Linked DNA regions of Homo sapiens: region 2 is linked to region 1. A link is a contact called in ENCODE Hi-C data. All regions are on one chromosome and are shown on one strand. The core of a region is the stretch at or near the end of the contact, and the rest is flanking DNA. Distances in the headings are between cores, read along the strand shown. Region 1 overlaps FSTL4 (follistatin like 4). Region 2 overlaps LOC105379182 (a long non-coding RNA gene).

What was found. Hi-C counts contacts between places; a loop is a spot of excess contacts on that map. Pooled maps may share reads with other maps.
Region 2: a map of K562 shows a loop between it and region 1 (5-fold over the local background). The contact joins two enhancer-like sites. A Hi-C loop is called at or near these places in 5 of 168 maps with a recorded cell type or tissue (Caco-2, Calu3, K562 and 2 more), 8 of 37 single-sample maps with no recorded cell type and 11 of 50 pooled maps.

The regions. Positions count from the first base shown.
Region 1 is chr5:133,480,699-133,486,064 of GRCh38, reverse strand. All of the region lies in intron 3 of FSTL4 (follistatin like 4), which reads left to right. Among named protein-coding and RNA genes, the nearest start is that of MIR1289-2, 56 kb to the right of the region's middle. RefSeq lists enhancers at 2,933-3,432, 3,433-3,934. Within about 2 kb of position 2,229, at least 2 of the 41 ENCODE cell types and tissues checked have a DNase peak (open chromatin) inside an H3K27ac peak, as active enhancers do.
Region 2 is chr5:133,935,804-133,941,169 of GRCh38, reverse strand. The region is part of intron 3 of LOC105379182 (a long non-coding RNA gene); the gene reads left to right. Among named protein-coding and RNA genes, the nearest start is that of WSPAR, 25 kb to the right of the region's middle. Within about 2 kb of position 2,114, at least 4 of the 41 ENCODE cell types and tissues checked have a DNase peak (open chromatin) inside an H3K27ac peak, as active enhancers do.

The sequences.
Region 1 (5,366 bases), core at 980-3,479:
CATGAGTGTGAGCCATTCTCACCGTGAGTGCCATTCCCCCAGGAGCTGGGCCTTTGTACTTCCTGCTCCCTTGGGAATATGCCCATTTACCAATGGGAAGACAGGCTCCATAGTCCCGAACTGGAGAAAATTGGGATTTGCCACTTGAAGGAGAGTTTGTTTTCTGGAAGAAGCCCACTGTGACAAGTAATGTGTCAGATAACTGTGGATCAGGAACAAAACATGTCCATGTACAGTGGGTAAGATGCTCCCAGGCACTCGAGGCAAACCTCAGCAACTCAGCCCTGGTCCTGTACAGTATTTGACTCTTTAGCCAGCAGCTGGGCTGAGTTTTCCAGGGCCAGAGTGCTTGCCGAGGACCCGAACGTTGCTGCAGCCTGAAGGAGTGCCTCCTGCCTGCCCTGCCAGCCCACTTAGGACCGCAGCTTGTTTGCAGCTGCAATGGCTCCTGCTATTTGCATATTTGCTTGGAATGTGCTGATTATAAATCATTTACCTCTCTTAAAGTGGGTTTAAAGGACCTCTGCTGAGCAGCAAGTCCTGGCCATGCTTCCTTAGCCTAATTTGAGTTGCTGCATGTACTGAAATTAAATTACTTTTCACTTTCAATGTTCCCAAATTCAGCTGTTGCCAACACAGGCTGGCTGTCCTCCCAATTAGCCTGAACCAGCAAGGTCTGCCTGCATGGGAAGCTGCGCCATTACCTGCCCATAAAGGGTTCCCTCCTGCTTTCTCTGTGAGTCTCCAGGCAGATATTCTTCAGCATCTGCTCCCAAGAGCTGGCTGTGAATGTGAACTCTGCCTCCTTGGTTGTTCAGAAGCACATGCTTAAGAGAACAAATTTTCCTACAGCAGCGGCTGCTGAAGTGTCCTCTTTGTGGCCATTGAAAGAAACTCTTAGAATGTCTCATGAAATTATTTTCTGGACAGAGAAATGGCACTACCTGGGGCAGACACATTTCATTTTTAAACCAAAATTTATGGTTACTGTCAAGGGTAATATTAATGTTTTAAAATCCTTGACAAAGAAAAAGGAGAAGAGCTAGAAAGTTCTTTGGCTGAAGTTACCCTTCAAACCATGCCTGAATTGAGCTTGATTCTGAACTGCATGGCACCTTTCCCTGCAGCAATAATAAGAACTGTTACCTAATAAATACAAGGTGCTTACATTTAGAAAGCTCTGAGCTGTCACATTCACGATCTCAACTAATTCTATGACACCTATGCAAAGTAAGAAGGAAGGAATCCCCATTTTACAGAAGGGGAATATGAAGCCCTCACACTGACATCGGTTGCAGAAGTGTGGCTACATTTCAAGTGTCCTGACCCTGACCGCTGACACTAGGCTCTTTTCACTGTGTTATGTTGTTACTTAAGAGACGATAGAGACCATGTTGCTGAGCAGCGTGTAGAAAGGGCTTCCACCAAGTGCAGATACAGCAGTGGAGGTCTAGAAAGCAGGAGAAATTCTCTTTATGTTTTGGCAAAGGCAGGATGAGAATTCTAAGATGACCTGTTTTAAACCTTATAGAATAGCATATTTCTCTTTGACACATGATGATTCTTGTAAATGTAAGAGAATAAAGCTTTTCTCTCATGTGGGCTAGTAGATATCTTCTATTCTTCCTTCCTCCTGGGCTACTGAAGAAAACCGAGATTTCTTAAATCTTGGTTTAAGAAAACCGAGTGAAGAAAAACTCTATTTCTTAAAAAGTTTTATTTTTATAAGTAGCCTCTCCCAGTGTCATCGTCAAAGTTCTGTGTGAGAAGCCTTTCAATGAAATGCTGCTTAAAGCTTTTTTCTTCCTCCATTTCAATGTTCTGCAAAGAGAGGGCTCAGAGATGATGATGGTGCCACTTGTGCAGGGCCTTCCGTTTGCTTCAGGAGTCCATGCCTGGGAGAGGAGGACATTGCCCAATTTGCTGTACAGCAGAGAAGGTGCCACACCCAGGGAGAGAGAATCTATATGGACCTCCTACTTAGGCAGAGGTGTATGTGGAGGAAGGTAGAAGGAAGTGAAAGGCAGCCAGGTGGCTGGAGCCAGGATGAGGAGAGCTGGAGATTTGAGGTGGGGGTAGGGAGAGAAGAGTCCAGAGAAAGACAGCAGGAGTGGACATTCTCGCTTGGAGGCCTGGCAGGCTGCAGGGAGGAGCCACAGACAGGAAAGCCTTTATAGCCAGCACCTCTGTAGTGCAGAATGCTGGGCAAGGCCTTGCCCTGGGTGAGAGCCAAGGAGGCAGCCTGGGAGCTGTATAACAGAACTGGCAGCAGGAAAGGATTTTATTTCCTGCTGAGCATGTTCTGCCCCTACCCAGAGGCCCCTACCTGCCCTGGAGACCTACTGATGTCTCCCACTACCATGTCCCGCCTGTGCCTTACTGAAACACAAAGACTTATCATGAGAAGCTCCGAAGCACCAAAAGGAAAAGGCTGGATCATGACCTGGCCTTGGCCTCCAGGCTAAATAATGAGGCAACTCTGAAGCCAGTGTCAGAGGGTAAACTGTGATGAAAGAATAGATGATAACTAGCCCATCCACGGGGGACTGGAGTGCGCTTAAATGGTCAGGCTTTAAAGAGGGTCCAGTCAGAGCCCCAGCCAGCTTATCCTAGCCCTTTTATTGGGATGGGTGCTAGGAATGGGCTTCTGCAGTCCACACACATGTAGGGGCATGTACACTTGCATCCCTGAACAAGGCCGGCCTTCTGTCACATGCCCTTTGCTGGGCATTTGTGCTATCTCTGTATTAGTTCATTTTCTTATTGCTATGAAGAAATACCCAAGACTGGGCAATTTACAAAGAAAAAGAGATTTAATGGACTCTTAGTTCCACATGGCTGGGGAGGGCTCACAGTCATGGTGGGAGGTGAAGGAGGAGCAAAGGCACATCTTACATGGTGGCAGGCAAGAGTTTGTGCAGGGGAACTGCCCTTTATAAAACCATCAGATCTCATATAAGTCTTATTCACTATCATGAGAACAGCATGGGAAAAACCTGCCCCCATGATTCAGTTACCTCCCACTGGGTCCCTCCCACGACACATAGGATGATGGTAGCTACAATTCAAGATGAGATTTGGGTGGGGACACAGCCAAACCATATCATTCTCCATAGGTGGCTTTGGTCCATGACAGCCTGCAAGTTCCTTTTCAATGCTCAGGCCTGGCTCTTTGGCCCAGGGTAGTCTGGATTATCAGCAAGGGGCCCAGGAGTCATCATTCCCAGGAAATGCAGAGCTTCCCTGTAGGCTTGCTCTGAAGTTCCCTCCTGCCAATTTGTACAGCTGAGGGATCTCAGAGCCCCTGCCCTCCCTGGGAGGCCTTGGGATCCCCACTCTCGTGCATACCAACACCTTCTCCTTACCTGCACACCCTGCAAGCCATGTGCTGTGGTGAGACAGCCCCTGCCACCTGCTCACTCTCACCATAGCTGGGGCCCCTGGCGTCTGTTTCTGCTGTGGAGCTGTGAGGCTGTGCTGTGGGTGGCCTGGCTAGTTCTCTGGCAGGGAGAAGTGCACCATGGGCAAGGTGAGGGGTCAGCCTCTGTAAGCCCTACAGCATTCTCTGGAAGCAGTCCATTTCTGTGAACTCTTGAGGGCCTGCAACAACCATGGCTGAGCCCAGACTAACCTCTGGGCAGCCCCTACCCTTGCCAGTTATGTTTCATGGGAGCCTGATTATTTTTAACAGATTCTCCTATTGTTTCAGTTGCTTGTAGTAAATGTTGCTCTGCAGCATTGATGCTAGGGTAGTGCCAGCCAGAAACCTGTGCAATGCTCAGATCTGGCTCTTTGGCCCAGGATAGTCTGGATTATCAGACTGGGTTTATTTTTCTTGGCATTGCAGTCTGGCTTCCTGATTATCTTTCAAACACACATTTGCATGGCATTTCCTTCCATACTGAGCAGATTCCATCAACAGTCTTGGGATTCCACTTTTCCTTTGCAATATGGACGTTTTTGCATCAGTTTGCATTAGCTGTTAGTGAAACTGGCACTGCATCTGCAGGCAGACATCGCCAGACCGCAGCACAGTTCATCTTCAGATGTTTTCCTTTTCCATGTTGGTGGCAGCTTCCTTTGCTCCTTCCCTCCTTCTCAAGATAAATTCCCCAAAGCTTGGACCCAGCACTTTCTGCCTATTCTCATGGTTTTTGTTGGGGTATGAATGCCTTAGATGGCACAGAGAGGCATTGGAGATTTACAGCCCTTTTTATTATGACTGCACTTGAGCTGCTGTCCCAGCAGCAGACCTCTTCCTTTTGATGACAGGTCAATTGGTCAATTCCGGGTTGCTCTGTTGGCTTCTTCATCAGACTGTAAGCTCCATGTAGGTAGGGTCTATGTCTGACTTGTTCACCCTTGTGAACCCAGACAGTGGTCCAGAGCCTGGCACATAGTGAGCACTCAATAAACATTTATTGAATGTACAAATAAATAGAATGTTCTTTCAAGCTGAGCAGCTGACTACCTGTGATGAGTTCCCTTAAAAAAGCTTAATAGCTTTTTTTTTTTTTTTTTTTTTGAGACAGTCTCACTCTGTCACCCGGGCTGGAGTGCAGGGGCGCAATCTTGGCTCACTGCAACCTCTGCTTCCCAGGCTCAAGTGATTCTCCTGCCTCAGCCTCTCAAGTATCTGGAACTATAGGTGTGTGCCACCATGCCCACCTAATTTTTGTATTTTTAGTACAGATAGGTGTTTTGCCATGTTGGCCAGGCTGGTCTCAAACTCCTGGCCTCAAGTGATCCACCCACCTCAGCCTCCCCAAGTGCTGGGATTACAGATGTGAACCACCGTGCCTGACCAATGCTTGATAGCTCTTGAATGATCAGTCTCAGAAATAAAACTTGCAATCCAGATTAACGCCAACCAAGAGTTAAACATCTCAAGGCCAGAGAGCAACATGCTCACTGCTCATGGAGTCACATGTACTGACCTCAGGACATCCTTGGTAAACAGCGCAGTGCACAGCCCCTGGCAGGCTAGCTTGTTAGGGCTTATTAGGCCAACAGCCACGGTCCCTTCCAGCCTGGGTTCCACTGGAACCCAGCGGGTTACTCGGACCGCTGCTATGTCATGGGCTGGCCTGCCTTCCTCCACACACGGGGCCGTAAATGTGATGTGCGGCACCTGCTGTTTGGTGTCGGGAGCTGCTCTTTTCTTGGAAGTTTTGCTGAAAGGTAGGTGAAGCCTTAGGGAGAAATCTCATTTAAAAATCAAGTTTCCACTTCCCAGAGAAACAGAAGAACTATCATCCACTAAAGCATTTCTTCAGGATCATGAAGAAGGTTATTCAGCTGGGGTGGCAGCATCCGGAGCAGAGGTTTAAGGTCTAGATGTTAGATTGCAAGGGGACTGCCCAGAG
Region 2 (5,366 bases), core at 865-3,364, 460 kb before region 1:
CTAAGCCGGTTCACGTCCTGGAACCACGTGATCAACACGGTTCTTGGCCTTCTTGAGAAAGAAATCTGCAAAATGCCACAAATACATCCATATATATACTGCAAAACTACTCCTAAGCCTTGACCACTGGGATCTGCAGACACTGGATCTGAGGAATGAGGAAACAGGCAGTCCTTTTAGGGGCCGCTAGACACTAGATTTTAATTTTTGCTAATTCCTGGGAACTCAAACTACCCCCTTGGTCTACTAGTCAAAGGAAAGGTTTATGGTGGTGAGCTGATAAATGGAGTTTTGACCAAACTTCATCTCACACTGGGCCCATGGACTCACTCTTGTGATACTTCCTTAGTCTCTAGGTATCTAATTGGAATAGACATACTCTGCAATTGACAGAATCATCACATTAGCTCCCTGACCTATAGACTGAGAGCTATTATGAATTTTCCTCTTCCTGCAAGGATAGTAAGCTAAAAACAATATTGCATCCTTGGCAGGGGGTGGGGGGAGGATTTTAGAGAATAGCATCAAAATACAGGGATCCTGGAATCAAGAAGGTAAAAGTGAGCAAAGCTTCCTTCACTACTATACCTAATAACACACTCATAATTTTTGCTTCCTGACTTTGCAACTTTGGACTCAGCTAGTTTGGAAGTCTTGGTTTTCAAGGGAGAAACCAGGAAACACAACAATGACACCACAGAATTGGAAGTTTAGACTGCTACCTAGCCTCTAATGTTAGGCTGCTAACAGGCACAGATGGTGTTTACCATTTGTATTAGTTTTCGCATTGCTATATAGAAATACCTGAGGTCGGGTGCAGTGGCTTACGCCTGTAATCTCAGCACTTTGGGAGGCTGAGGTGGGTGGATCACCTGAGGTCAGGAGTTCGAGACCAGCCTGACCAACATGGTGAAATCCTGTCTCTACTAAAAATACAAAAATTAGCCAGGTGTGGTGGAGCATGCCTGTAATCCCACCTACTTGGGAGGCTGAGGCAGGAGAATCACTTGAACCTGGGAGGTGGAGGTTGCAGTGAGCCAAGATCACACCTTTGCACTCCAGCCTGGGCAACAAGGGCGAAACTCCATCTCAAAAAAAAAAAAAGAAAAGAAATACCTGAGACTGGATAACTTATAAAGAAAAGAGGTTTAATTGGCTCAGAGTTCTGCAGGCCATGCAGGAAGCATAGTGGCTTATGCTTCTTGGGAGGCCTCATGAAACTTACAATCATAGTGGAAGGCAAAGAGGAAGCAGGAATGTCTTATGTGGCTGGAGCAGGAGGAAGAGAGAGAGAGACAGAGAGAGAGAGGGGAGGAGCTACACACGCTTAAACAACCAGATCTCACGATAACTCACTCACTATCACAAGAACAGTACCAAGGGGAATGGCGCTAACCCATTCATGGGAACTTCACCCCCCATGATCCTGTTACCTCTCACCAGGCCCCACCTCCAACAGGGAGGATTACAATTCAACATGAGATTTGGGTGGGGACACAGATCCAAACCATATCACCATACTAGTGGGATGATTGATCCTGATTATCAATACATTCATTGTTTTGCTTAAGTTAGTTTGAGTTGGTTTCCTGTCCTTTGCAACAAAGATATATAGTAGGAGCTCAATAACTACTAAATTGTGAGTTAGTTTCTCTTCCATCTCTTTAGGTTGCTCCATGAATGGGCCACAGAGTAGCATGAATAATTCCCATTTTTTTCTATGGGTGAGAGGGTCCATTCTGACCCGGTTCCTGACTACACCTGGAAATGGAGTCCACTCTGAGGTGGGGTGGGGGCAAAGGGGAGTGCAACCTGGAGAGAGCAGCAGAGAATGGAAACAAACTTTGGTTGTTTTTTAAAACATGAAAAAAAATGTAGCAATTTCACTTCATGTTTAGTATCACTTTACATTTTATTCCTCTCCCCAAACACTCTCAGGGCCTCTGAAAGTTTCTGCAGTGCACAATTTGAAATTGCTTCTTTGTTTCATAACTCCAGGGATAGCTTGAGGTAAGAGTCAGAGCTCTAAAGGAAGTCACCTTTGTGCCCCCGCTTCTCTTTGTTACAATGCCCAGTGATGCTTACTTAATGGGTCGGAAATGAGGTCTCAGGTGTTTATGTCAGAGCTTTGAGAATCTTATCTGGTGGTGCAACTTTCACTCAAAATTAATGTGCTGCATGGTGAGGGGGATGAATAAACTCGTTAGGAGAGTGAACAGATTTCCTCATTGTCACCTAACAGCATTCATTGTTTGTGTGCTTAGAATAATGTCTTTTCTACAAACCAAATGGGAAAATGCCCTAATGTATTTCCCTGAATTTGGCCTGCCACTATTGTAAATTACCTTGCTTAATGGACTTTGATATTCTGTTATCTATTTGGAAACTTCTGAGCTCCTGGAGAACCAAATCAAGTGTCTTAGTCCCAGGAAGGGAAGGCAGGCTTAGAAGATTTACAGCTCTGTGAACATCATTATTGATGTTTGTTGTGTTTTGCAAACAACTTTCCTGTGGAATAAGTGCTTATGATGATGCTGCGGGCAGTTTTTCTGATAAGTCGCCCTGAAATAATGACTACCAGGGACCATAAATTCCCTTTGGAAATCAACATTCCAGGAAGGTATTTGGCAATTATTTCAACCCCACCCCCACCCCCACCTCAGCTGCTCGTGGGAACCCTGCCAAGTTCCTCAGCAACCTTCAGGGTATTTACTAAGGTCGCTAAAATAATCATAACAACAACAACTCCAACAACTCCAACTCACTCCAACTCCAACAGCACACATTTGTAGCTTACAGAGGGGTTCACAGACCTTATCTCACTGAAGAAATGCGGAAGTTGAGGCCCAGGGACACCAGCCAGTAGTGAGGGCTGCTGGAAACAGGGCAGGGCCCACTGTCTCTACTCTGTACTTCTGTGTTGGTTAATTTTATGTGTTGACTTGACTGGGCCACATGCCACCCAGATATTTGGTTAGACATTATTCCGAGTGCTTCTGTGAGGGTGTTTTTGGATGAGAATAACTTTTCTTATTTTTTGTTACTATTTTTTTCAAGAGTCAGAGTCTTGCTTTGTCACCCAGGTTGGAGTGCAGTGGCATGATCACAGCTCACTGCAGCCTGAAACTCCTGGGCTCAGGTGATCCTCCTTCCTCAGCTTCCCAAACAGCTAGGACTACAGATGTGCATCACCACATCAAACAAAGTTTTTATTTTTATTTTTCTAGAGATGAGGTCTTGCTGTGTTACCCAGACTGGCCTTGTTCTTTTTGAGATAGGATCTCGCTCCATTGCCCAGCCTCCAGGCTGGAGTGCAGTGGTGCGATCTCAGCTGACTGCAACCTCTGCCTCCCAGGCTCAAGTGATCCTCCCACCTCAGCCTCTGAGTAGCTGGGACTACAGGTACGTGCCACCATGCCTGGCTAATTTTTGTATTTTTTGCAGAGATGTAAGTTTCATCATGTTGCCCAAGCTGGTCTTGAACTCCTGGACTCAAGTGATCCACCTGCCTCAGACTCCCAAAATGCTGGGATTACAGGCATGTGCCACCACACCTTGCTGAGAATAACATTTAAGTAGTAGACAGAGTAAAGCAGGTTATCTTTTTTAACGTGGTTGGGCCTTATCCAATTAGTTGAAGGCCTGAATAAAACAAAAACGCTGACCCTCCCCCAATTAAGAATTCTTCTGCCTGATGGCCTGTGAACTGGAACATAGGCTTTTCCTGGTTCCACAGCGACTTCTGGCCTTTGGGCTTAAACTAGGACATCAGCTCTACAGATTTTGGATTTGCCGGACCCCATAATCATGTGAGCCAATTCCTTAGAAGTCTCTCTCTCTCTCAATCTGTCTGCCATCTCTCAGTAGCCATGTTCACAAACTCTTTATGTGTATATATGGCTGCTATTGGTTCTGTTTCTCTGGAGGACTCTGACTAGTACAGCCACTCATCTCATGTCATTAAACAATGTACCCCCACTGGCCCCCCTTGCCAGTCCCTGAGCTGAGGTGCAGGCTTGAGTGAGGGAGACAAAAGGCTAAGATTGCTTGTGAGAGTAAAGTGTTTTTAGATTTTTAAAAATTTAAATTGTGGTAAAATACAGATAAAAATTTACCCTACTGATCATTTTTTTAAGTGTATAGCTCAGTAGGATAATATATTCACAGTGCTGTATAAAGTTTTGATTTTAGCTGGACTAGATAAGACTCTTTAATACCTGAAGATAACATCATCCTTAGAGCCAAAAGTGACCCCAAATTATGGGATTTTCAGGGAGAGGAAAAAAACAAAAAAAAGCTCTTGCCTGTTTGCCTCGTGGAGCTGAGGCCTTTCTCTAAACCATGGTGGGAGCCAGCTGTAGAGCTGTGATAACAGCAAGGTCATGAGGAGCCACAGAACCGGAGGAGGGGCCACAGAACTGGAGGAGGAGACACAGAACCAGAGGAGGGGCCACAGAACCGGAGGAGGGGCCACAGAACCAGAGGAGGGGCCACAGAACCAGAGGAGGGGCCACAGAACCGGACGAAGAGCCACTGAACCGAAGGAGGAGCCACAGAACCAGGGGAGGAGCCACAGAACGAGAGGAGGAGCCACAGAACCAGAGGAGGAGTCACAGAACCAGAGGAGGAGCCACAGAACCAGAAGAGGAGCCACAGAACTGGAGGAGGAGCCACAGAACCAGAGGAGGAGTCACAGAACTGGAGGAGGAGCCACAGAACCGGAGGAGGAGACACAGAACCGGACAAAGAGCCACTGAACCGAAGGAGGAGCCACAGAACCAGGGGAGGAGCCACAGAACCAGAGGAGGAGCCACAGAACCAGGGGAGGAGCCACAGAACCAGAGGAGGAGCCACAGAACCAGGGGAGGAGCCACAGAACCAGAGGAGGAGGCACAGAACTGGAGGAGGAGCCACAGAACCAGAGGAGGAGACACAGAACCGGATGAAGAGCCACTGAACTGAAGGAGGAGCCACAGAACTGGAGGAGGAGCCACAGAACTGGAGGAGGAGCCACAGAACAAGAGGAGGAGCCACAGAACCAGAGGAGGAGTCACAGAACCAGAGGAGGAGCCACAGAACTGGAGGAGGAGCCACAGAACCAGAGGAGGAGTCACAGAACCGGATGAAGAGACACTGAACCGAAGGAGGAGCCACAGAACCAGGGGAGGAGCCACAGAACGAGAGGAGGAGCCACAGAACCAGAGGAGGAGTCACAGAACCAGAGGAGGAGCCACAGAACTGGACGAGGGGCCACAGAACCTGATGAGGGGGCCACAGAACCGGAGCAGGGGCCACAGAACCCGGGAGGGGAGCCACAGAACCAGAGGAGGAGCCACAGAACCAGAGGAGGAGCCACAGAACCGGGG